Linked DNA regions of Homo sapiens: region 1 is linked to region 2. A link is a loop called in an ENCODE intact Hi-C map of the cell type or tissue named here. Cell type or tissue: IMR-90. All regions are shown on one strand. Each heading gives the region's core, and the rest is flanking DNA. Links, peaks and the distances in the headings are about the cores only. Region 1 overlaps SLC8A1 (solute carrier family 8 member A1). Region 2 overlaps SLC8A1 (solute carrier family 8 member A1).

What was found. A loop is a pair of places that touch in the nucleus more often than their neighbours do. Peaks named below come from ENCODE experiments on the same cell type or tissue, not always from the same donor. Only the 100,000 strongest peaks of a DNase experiment are listed, where the experiment ranks them.
Region 1: it touches region 2 in a loop (3.0-fold over the local background); 1 of 110 quality-filtered maps calls a loop at or near these places.

What each region holds. Positions count from the first base shown.
Region 1 is chr2:40,199,102-40,204,492 of GRCh38, reverse strand. All of the region lies in intron 2 of SLC8A1 (solute carrier family 8 member A1), which reads left to right. The region is part of intron 3 of SLC8A1-AS1 (SLC8A1 antisense RNA 1); the gene reads right to left. Among named protein-coding and RNA genes, the nearest start is that of SLC8A1, 250 kb to the left of the region's middle. In IMR-90, for the core only: no CTCF peak of the experiment used is centred there; DNase peaks (open chromatin) are centred at 2,852, 3,762 and 4,502; H3K27ac peaks cover 2,515 bases.
Region 2 is chr2:40,125,160-40,130,550 of GRCh38, reverse strand. The region is part of intron 10 of SLC8A1 (solute carrier family 8 member A1); the gene reads left to right. The region is part of intron 3 of SLC8A1-AS1 (SLC8A1 antisense RNA 1); the gene reads right to left. Among named protein-coding and RNA genes, the nearest start is that of SLC8A1-AS1, 210 kb to the right of the region's middle. In IMR-90, for the core only: no CTCF peak of the experiment used is centred there; a DNase peak (open chromatin) is centred at 2,490; H3K27ac peaks cover 4,673 bases.

The sequences.
Region 1 (5,391 bases), core at 286-5,285, 74 kb before region 2:
ATATGGTTGTTTTTCTTTCAGCTAAGGGCAGAAATGTGTAGTCATTTCTGCTGCAAATTGCAGTACATAGTTGTCATTGTGGTTACTCTCAACTGGGGTGGAAACATAATCTGAAAACCCGTAGCGGATTTTCTTAAAGGATCATAGGAAAAATGCTACAATTAAAATGCTCTTAAGGGGCTTACAGGAATTTTCTGAACTTTGAATTTTTTATAAACATACACCTAGAGTAATCTCACAATTCTTTTAAAGTAAGTAGCAGTCTAAAGCAATCTTAAAAGACAGAACAATGTATCCCAAATTTAAGATGTTTTCTGAACAGACATTTAAGCATACCTCCTGAAGAGTAAGTGCAACAAATGGCTTTTAAAAGCATGTGTGCATTTTTCAAATGTCATCTAAAGAACACAGGGATCTTTCTACATGTTTTTCTTCCTCACTTAAATGTGGTTTGTAAAATTGTTTTCAACCTTCACCAGCTGGGCACGGTGGCTCACACCTATAATCCCAGCACTTTGGGAGGCCAAGGCTAGAGGATCACTTGAGCCCAAGAGTTTGAGACCAGCTTGAGTAACATAGTGAAACCTCATCTCTACAAAAAAAAAATTTTTAATTAAAAAATTAGCCAGGTGTGGTAGTTCATGCATGTAGTCCCAGCTACTCCAGAGGATGAGGTAGAGGATCATTTGAGCCCAGAAGGTTGAGGCTGCAGTGAGCCATGGTCATGTCACTGCACTCTAGCATGGGTGACAAAACAAGACCCTGTCTCAAAATAAAATAACCCTCACCATATTAGAATGCAGGCATTTGATTAAAGTAATCCCCCCAACCTTTAGCAGCACTTTAACAGTTAATCTTTTGTAAATTATTGCATTGGTTTTCTCCATATGTCAGAATTATATATTTTTGGCTAAGACTCCTCTAAGCTATTCTTGCATTTCTCTTGAGCAACTAATGGAAGTGTTAGCAGTAGGCATATTACAGAATGGCATTTTTTCAGACCAATGATTTGGGAGTAGTTTATGGATGTAAAACATTTCTGTTTAGGTTTTGCTGGCAATCAAATCCAGTAAATGGAAAGCACCAATATTAGCACAATGTTATTGGGGAACAGAATGCCTGCTTTCTAAATATATCACAACAAAGTTCTTTAGCTGTTTGCTCCAATCTTCCATGCTCTTTAATTTGTTTGTCTCTGGATATACTCTGAGTCACTACCCATTAGCTGATGAAAGCTGTGTCTCCAGGATTATTACCTCCAGAATCAGGAATGCAGTTTCTAGTAAGTGACATTTGGAAGGAATTGCAAGTAAACATGCTTAAGGAGGCCTGAGCAAAGCAGCACTAGCATTAGCCAGTTGGTGAGAATAGGGAAAGTCTGTCAAAAGTTTAATCCTTTTGTTTTATCGACTGTGAGCAATTGGCTTAAAAACAACAATCCCATGTTGTTGTCTGAGTGGGCTCCAAGCCTAGCATGGCTGTAGAGTCACTGAGTTCCTCAACATAGTCTGTCATTTCTTGTGGCTTATCACAGGGACACTTTTTAAAGCATGCCTCAAGTTGGTTATGTAGGTGCCATTCTATTTGGCATTAGGTTCCCCTGGAAAAGCCAGCAATATATTCTACCTGGGCATAGAGAAAATTTCTTAGCTATGAACACATGCTTGCAGGCCAGAGGGTAATTGCAATTCATGAACAGTGACTTTTAAATTAAATGACATATTGGCTCTTTAGAGCTGTAATTTCATTGACACCAGGAAGTAGGTCTCTCCCTGTTTGTGTGGGTATCCACAGTTTAGCTCTTGTGTACTTTTAAACTTTGCTAATGTTATGCTGTCACATCACCCTTGGTGATTTCTGCATATGCCTTTTAAGAGTGGGAGAAATGCTATTAGCTTAGAAAAAAAGGATAAAATATATGGCCACCATTATATATTTTGATTCAGTAAATATTTCTTGATTGTTTCCCCTTCTATTCAGAAATGCAAAGTTGAAGCAGACAGGGATTTTGTTCTGAAGATGTTTATAGTTCACTATTAACAATCAGGTAGAAACATAATCACCATACAAGTCAGGAAGTGATCTATACCATGTGAATTTACAGAAAAAAATCTGATGGTAAATTCAGAAAAGAGGTAATTCTGAGTGATAAATCACAGATAGCTTTGTGAAGGGGTGTCCTAACAGCTATATCTAAAAGGATTGAGCAAGATTTGGACGTGCAAGGATGTGGAAGTAGGACATTTGAGGTGGAGAGGATAGCATAAAAAATTGTTCATAGATCCCAATGAGAATTTTAAACATTTTGACCTACTCTTCTTACTGTATAAAGCTGTTAACACTGGATTAATTTTCATTCCTTGCACTTTGCTCCATGGTGCTGATCTAATCTTTGGAAACACATCCTCTAAGGATAGTATAGCAAAAAAGGTCTAGGGTGCACACACCTCCACGTGTACACACACCAGCATGTGTACACACACCAGCATGCATGCATATACACATGCTTTTATATATCTAATGTTCAAATGTTCAGTGTTGAAATCCTCCATGTGCTGCAAAGAGGCACATAGATATGTAGGTTGTAAGCCAGCTAGAGAATGCTCTGAGAAAATCTTAACTCCTCCAATAGTTTGTGTTATGACCTCCTGACCCCCTTATCATTGCTGCTTTCCCATTGACTTTATTACCTCTGTGGCCTTGATGGTAAGTTTGGGGACCAAGAACTCATGCAAATGCTAACAAGAAGTCTTCTTCAGGGTACTCTACTGGTAAGGTGTTTCTATGACCATACAGCCTTCCATGTTTCCAGTTTTGTGACTCTCTGCCATGGTTTACATGACTCATTTCAGCATAAGTTCTTCAAGCCAGAATAGTCAAGAACCCTTCTGTGTGTACTTACAAAGGCAAAGCTTAGTAAAATACCATGTAGTCATTCAGGGAAAGTGGAGACATACTATACCTTCAATTTAGACTGGTGTTTCCTAACTGGAGATAATTTTGCTGTGGTTGATCATCAAGATCAAGCTTAATTCTCATTTCTCCTCAAAACAAACATTAGCATTAAAATCTCTGGTTTGGAGTAATAGACAATCTAAAATTTACCACAAAAATAATATATTTGTAAATTGAATTTTGTTTTGGTTTTAGAGCCAAATAGTGTTGAATGAGTAGAAAAATATTGATTAGAACCCAACCAGTCATACCTTTGACAAGTCACAAGAAATTGAAAACATAAGAAATTGAAAAACAGAAAATCATAAGACTTCTTAGATTAAGTAGCATGAGGAGAAAATGGTGGCATTTATCTTACATAACCTAGTAATCTTGAAGGAGAAGTACATTATTTATGGATAACTTTTTTCTTTTCTTTTTTTTTTGAGGGAGTGGGGGTCTCCGTTCAAGATTTGAATGATATTCCTGAGTATTTTGGCATTATAATTCTCGCCCTTACTTTGAGTCTTTTTTATTTTGCTTAAAGGCAAAAAGAGAAGAGAATAAAAGAAGAGAAGAGAGTGTTGTGTGGAAATAAAGAAATGTTAGCATTCTTTGTAATATTAAATATATTAACTTGTTTTATAATCTCACTCATACTCACCAGTTTTATCATATATAAATATTTAAGTGGGTTGTTTTCTACAATATAAACCGACTATATAAAAATGAATATTGTGAGTAATAAGAAGCATGAAGTCAATTAAGGACAAAGTCTCTAAAGCTAAAAGAAAAAAATTCCTTCTTCTGGCTCACGGCAATAGTTTAAGAGTTATGGTGACTTGGTCAGCAAGGAATGTCTTCATTTGGCCTTTTACTATTAGAATCCCCTGAAGATGACTGCTTGTTGGCATTTTCAGGAGTTCTCAGTTCCCAAACTTGCCATCAAGGCCACAGAGGTGATATAGTAAGTGGGAATGCAGCAATGATAAGGGGGCTAAGAGGGACTAAGCTTCCAAAATTATGGTTTACATGTGCTGAGCCCATATGGATTCTGGCCCTTGATTTGGAATTTTTACCTTCCAAGTTCCAGATGTTACATGGGAAAAATAGCACACATAAAACTCTTAAGCATTGGAATCATAATTTAAGGTCACCATGACCTGAGAGGAAAGGACAAAGAAAATAAGCAACAAAAAAGCTCTAGCCAATGAAATCGCTAGCTCTCAACCTACCTGAAGAACAAGTACCTGTAATTTCTTCTAAGTATCAGAAATTACTAAAAGAGGTTATATATATATATATATATATATATATATTTATATATATATATAAAAAAATATATATATATTTATATATATATATAAATATATATATATATATATCAATGACTTGAAATCCTCTATGTGCTGCAGAGACACATAGATATGTAGATTGTAAGCCAGCTAGTGAATGCCTTGAGAAAATCTTAACTCTTCTTATAGTTTGTGCTTGGCAAGTCCTCTGGAAAGATCTAACTCACCCTCCTCATAACAGTATACAAAGGAGCATTAGTGTGATCTCTTGAAGAGTAATATAAGCTGACTTTGTTATGAAAACAATGTAATTTTAACATTGGAATAACATCTGGTCTGTGTCAATCTCTATCAGGATGAATGAATTGGGGGAAGAGAGTCTTGCCTTTGCCAAATATGGCCACTGATGAGCAATCTTTCTTTCTTTCCTGGTTCCCCTGTTAAAACTAAAACTAAGAACAAGAGCCTAATGTAAGTCCTGTCAGTTTTGAAGTGATCAATTATCATGTAGAATCAGCAACATGTCAAACTGCAAACTCTATGGCTGAGTTTTTGTAATTGTGTTTTTCTAAATGAGGAGAGGAATTTTGAGGACATAGATTCCTGGCAAATAGTATAGCAGAACTTGTTCTGCTTGCTTCCGAATCTTAATACCTATAGTCCTACACATACAAAGAGGGATCTTTGCCACAAACACTTCTGTGTAATTTTTAAAGCCTTCCTTTTTGATCTAGTATTGTTTTGGAGTAGTATCTGTCCTCTAGAAAATAAATCCTATTGGTTGCCAGAGTTTTGATCACCTGCAGTACAGTACAGACAAACAATATTTATGGTCCTTATGGGGGTCTATTCTCTGTAGTATGATTATGATGGAATAAGAGTATCATGTGTTGGTCTAGAGGAGTGCCACTTCAGGAAGACCACGCCTGCCAAGCTTCATCCATTGCAAGCCAGTGATCCAACATTGATTCATTCAAGGCTCACAAGGTGAGCAGTGTCCATTTCCACCACTATGATAGATCTGAGTAATGCAAATTTTATTATTTAATTCCTCTGTCTACTAGGATTCCAAGTAGGCCCCATCACATACTCTAAATTCCACAACTAAAAACATGGACATCTTTTTAGCTTCACTTTGAAATGGGATCAGATTAATTTTTGG
Region 2 (5,391 bases), core at 311-5,310:
GTCAGGCCAAGAGGCAAAGCTAACCAGGGACACTGCCAGACGGGCAGCACGGGACAGCCCTAATCACTCAAATGGCTTTCCACAGGACCTTATCTTAACCTCACTTTAGCAAGCAGCAGTCTGGAGTTTAAATGCTTTGTACTTTCCAGCACACTTTCCCATGAATAGATGATGTCATTAGAGTTAAAGGAAGCCTGCAAAGGCAAACATTTTTGAGGAGAGAATGAAACAAAAGAAGGCTAGCAACCAGAATTTACAAGATTTTCTCTATAAATGGCACCATAACTGCCTGTTATCGTATACTAAGAAACAGTGGGGAATAGGCCGCATGCAGCCGACCCAAAGATTCTGTAAAAACCTGGGAAAGATCCATTTCAAAGCTCTTTGCATCTTTTATTCTTTCTCCTCAAAGGAAGAGTTTTTTTATTAAATACTTTTAAGGGTTTTTTGTTGGTAGTCATACTCCTTATTTCTCTCAAAGGGCAGTACTGCATGGGCACCTGGCATTGAGTACAAAGCTGGAGGGGAATCAGGATGATAACAATGATGTCATTTACCAGGAGGTGGTCCAGGGAGCAGGGATGCTCAGCATGTGTCCTGCCCAATCTGAAGTCCTGCAGAGCCTTTGGATTAGTGCCCCAACCCCATACCAGCCAACTTTACTCAGTCCCATAAAAGTCACAGTGTAAGAGAAGAGAGCTAAAAATATTTTATTCTATTCTATCTAGGCCTTCTTACATACTCTAGGTTGGCCAGAGCAAGGGCACTTGGTAGAAACATCATGCTGTACAGGTGTGCGTTCATGTGTTTTGTGTTTGGAGGGTTGGTGTTATGCATGTGTTATGTGAATGAGTGTAAATTTCCCTTTCTTTTGAGGCTCAGGGTGTATTGCAAAGGGAATGAGCATCGAGTGTAGCAGAAGCATTCACAAGAGTGTCAGTCTCTAAGGAATGATTTGTAAATAATGTTGAGTTGATGACTTTTATTTCTCCCTTTTCACATTTGAAATGAAGGTGGCCAGGTGTGCTGGCTCACGTCTGTAATCCCCACACTTTGGGAGGCCAAGGCAGGAGGATCGCTTTAGTCCAGGAGTTCGAGATGAGCCTGGGCAACATAGAGAGACCCTGTGTCTACAAAAAAAAAAAGTTTTAAATTAGCTGGGCATGGTGGTATGCACCTGTTGTCCCAGCTACTCAGGAGGCTGAGATGGGAGGATCACTTGAGCCCAGGAGGCCAAGGCTGCAGTGAGCCATGATCATGCCATCACACTCAGCCTCAGTGACAGAGTGTGACACTGTCTCAAAAAAAAAAAAAAATGAAACATCTCAAGGACCACTGTTTTCTGGTGGGTTGTTTTTATTTTAATGCTGTCTCAGTCTGCATCTTTTAACAGCTTTATGGTGGTATCACTTACATACCATAAAATGCATCCATTTGTAGTACATACAATTTCATGATTTTTAGTAAATTCACTGAGTCTTGCTACCATTACCCTAATCCAGTTTTAGAACATTTCATCACCCCAGTAAGATGCCTCACGGCCATTTACAGATAATCCTCATCTCCACCCTCTGCCCCAGGCAACCACTGATGTACTTTCTGACTCAATAGGTTTGACTTTTCTCTATTTTTCACAAGGACTAATTCTAATATAAAAATGTCATGGATTCTCTACATGATAGTGTCAGAATTTACCATGGATTCTGTAAGATTTTGAAATTATTTTGTTTTATTCATCACAGAATCTCTCTCTATATATTTGTAAATTACATGAGATATTTTTTGTTCTTCATTGTTTTGTGTATATATGGATTTGTCCACCTTTTTAAAACAATTCCACTACCCTGCCCCCAACAGTAATCTTGGTTCATACACTGCAAATTGCTGGGGGTGGGGATCACACAATGGCGCTTAGAATTAGCACTGTGACTCTTAGGGCAGTACCTGATGTTTAATGATAGACAAATGCCAAATGTCGGTGACCAGTTCAGTCAGTTGATCACAACACAGTGCTAAGGAGGCAACTCTCACAAATGGAGCTTCTTACTCTCATTCATGGCCCCAGCACGTCATACTGTAGGTGCTGACTGCTGGCTCCTAAATCAATTCAAATCCATTACAACCATTAGGAAGAGAGTACAGAGACCAAGGCCTATTGGTAAGAGGCTCTGTGCATGATCTCCCTGCACAAAGAATGACACATTGTTGCTAAATGCAAGAGAAGAAAATAGGGGCTATAAGAAAGCAAAACTTCATTGCCATGTCTGGTCCCTGCATGAGAAACAAATGAATTTAAGCCCACTGGTATTTTTAGAAAAGAGAACAAATAAAATGCTAACTCAATTTAAAAGGCAAAGCTTACATGTGGCCATAAAAAATTTTAATATCTGTTTGGGGTAGTGCATATTATAGATATGAAATCATGGTGCTTGGCATTTATGCACAGCGCCAGCTGGAATCCCATCACTGCTCCTCGGCACACAGACCTCACATCCTGCCTTTTCTCAGGAATGAAACATAAGCTGTGTATTACTTGTTTATACTCTGATTCATTCCAGAAAAGGATTTCAATCCATCAGATGCTTTGCATTGTTCACCCATCTTTTCTAGCACATGATCTAAAAACACTAACTCCGTTAGTGCCCGTATTTTATAACCTTTGTTCAGCTCAGCATCTATAAATCCTGTATTTTGTACTCAAGGAGAAAACAGCTTATTTTGGTTGTATTAGTTACATTCAAGAAATTATGTGTTGTATTTGTTTTCTCTCCCTCGATTGCTCCCCACCCCATCCTGCCTCTCTGGAGCCCAGGGGACTTTTTGGCATAGTCCTCCATAAATTATAAGCTATTATTAGGTCATCATTGTAAAAAATCCTGGGTCAAGATAACAAGAAAGGCTTGCTGTAGCTCCAGACTAAAATGACCCCCACTGGGGTCCACAGATAGGCCCACCAGAGGATTAATCATAGCCTGTGATTCCTGAGTTATAGTCGCAAAAAAGCAGGTAACCACAACTATGCCAAGTGATCATGAAAATGTCCTTCTGTGAAGGATTCTGTGTATGATGAGCCTTCAGATGGGTGAAATATGGCAAATCAGAACCCCAAAACTAACCCAGTTATCACATTAGAAGACTGCAGTTCTGGTTGCTCAAGGGGAACCAGCACTTGGTTTGAGGCTGCGCTGGAAGTGGTTGGACGTGCTTCCTGCCGTTTAGTCTGTGCTTTGGGGAGAAATGGGGTAAACCACATAGAAGAACCTGACAATAACTTTCTGCTATGTCAAGTATTCTTATCCTGAGAGTAAAGATTAAGCTCTCTCATCTATAGCTTCTATAACTGAACTGAGTCTACAGTGGAATACTAATGACAAGAAATATTCACAATGAAACACTGTATTTTGACAATGCCAATAGCTAACTAGGAAGCCCAAACTGAGTCTCTGAAGCAATGTGGCATTCTTGATCCTCAAATTTTCAAGTGGTTTTTCCTCCACACCATTCATAAAGTCATTAAAAAAGAGATAAATACCATTTAAAAAATTAAAACAAAGGAAGCAATATGACCCAGTGGCAAAGCATAGGCTTTCAAGCCATTCTGCATTTCTTTTCGTTCATTCTCAGATACTTAAGGAGCCCCCACTATGTACTGGCCAGTGTTGGGCATGGCGGAGGTGGGGGATAAACAAGACAGATGATATGTCTACTCCCGTGGAGTAAGACTGGTACTTATAAACAGATGATAAACTTTCAGGTAGCACAGAGGATGAACACTGCTGAGAAGAAAATTAAACGAGATCATGGAGCCATAGAATGGAGAGTGTTTATGTGGGGGAGGGGGTATTTTAATAGGAAACTTTGACTTTGTACACTACTAATCTCTAACAAATCACACTTCAAACCTCTAATCTGTGTCCTCCCCCACCCCACCCCTAGATTTACTCAGGCAGGTCTAGTCCCAGAAACTGAAAAGTTATTTTCTTTCCACTTCAAATAATGGCTTTGAATTATTTTTCCTTCTCACTCCAGCACTTGATACTCTCATATGAGCTCCCCTACCACCTCTGTTCTCAGCAGATGGTATCCCACTGCCCTGGATTCTTCTCCCACAGACCCTCCATTCTAAATATTCTGGATTAGTTAGGACTTTGGAATATCCAACAAATGATCACAGTAAGATCCCAGTGGTTAATGATGGTTTCAGGAAGATAGACCCCTTGCATTTAACACACACACATAAAAAATGCTTTCATAGTAACTACATTTATATAGCTTCATCATTTTAAAAGTATGTTTTTATAATTCATCTCTTTGATACCCACAGCAGCCCTGAGAGTTAGTCAGCGTAGATGTGTTATCATGTTCAGAGCATGGAGTTGTTATCTGGCAAACTGATGAAGGATCCTGGAAATGTACTGGCAGCATGAGGACCTGAACACCAGAAATTACAGGATGTGGATTCTAATCCCACCTCGTGCCCTCACATTCATCTGACCCCTAAGGAGCTTCCGTTTCCTCACCCTGACAAAATGAAACTAAGGGTAACTGCTCCCACCCATCTTCCTCCTCAGAATTGTCAGGCACAGCAGATAGTATAACATTCATGGACGTGCTCTGAAAATTACAAGAATCTATAAAAATAAGAGATATTTAACAAAAGCTGTTTGTTAAGTATCCACAAGAAACTGTCCTACGTCCCTGGGAGAGAGAAAAAGGAGAACATTTTGAGAGATCAGGCTCATGGCATATTCTTAGCAGCTTAGGTAGAGCTCTATGCCTTTTTTTCTTTTCTTTTCTTTTTTTCATTATAAGTTACGTATCTAGTAAGAGCCCAAGAAAGATGGGCATTACAATCCCTTCCCAAACATCTCAAGGACATGAATCTCTTAACAAGCCTGTAAAAAGTATTTGTCAGGTTAAGTGAATATGCAAAGCAATTTTGTGGGTTGAAGTCACTAAAACATACTGTTAGTAAATAAAATAGAAGGTATTTGTAGCACAAAATATAAAATTAAGAGAGAAGATTTTGGTGCTGCTCTGCAGTTCTTCAATGCTTAACACGAGTAGGTGGGGGAAAATGAAGACACAAACACATCTTCCCTTCACAGCTGGTCCTGGGCAAACTTTCATAGTGGGTGAAGTTGCTTTTTACGATTCTTGTTCCATATTGTGGACTGTCCTAGGCACCCTCGGGACACTGGATCCCAGGCCAGATCCTGATGTCAAGGCTATCTCCTCTTCTTCTATTCCACTCCTTCCTCCTCCCCGCTACACCCTTCGAGATGCACCTGCTCTGTGTGTAGTATATAGGATGCTTTTCATCCAAGGATTTGTCTAACATAATTATGAATGCTGAATTAACCAAAAGGACCAGGAAAAAGCTGAAATTCA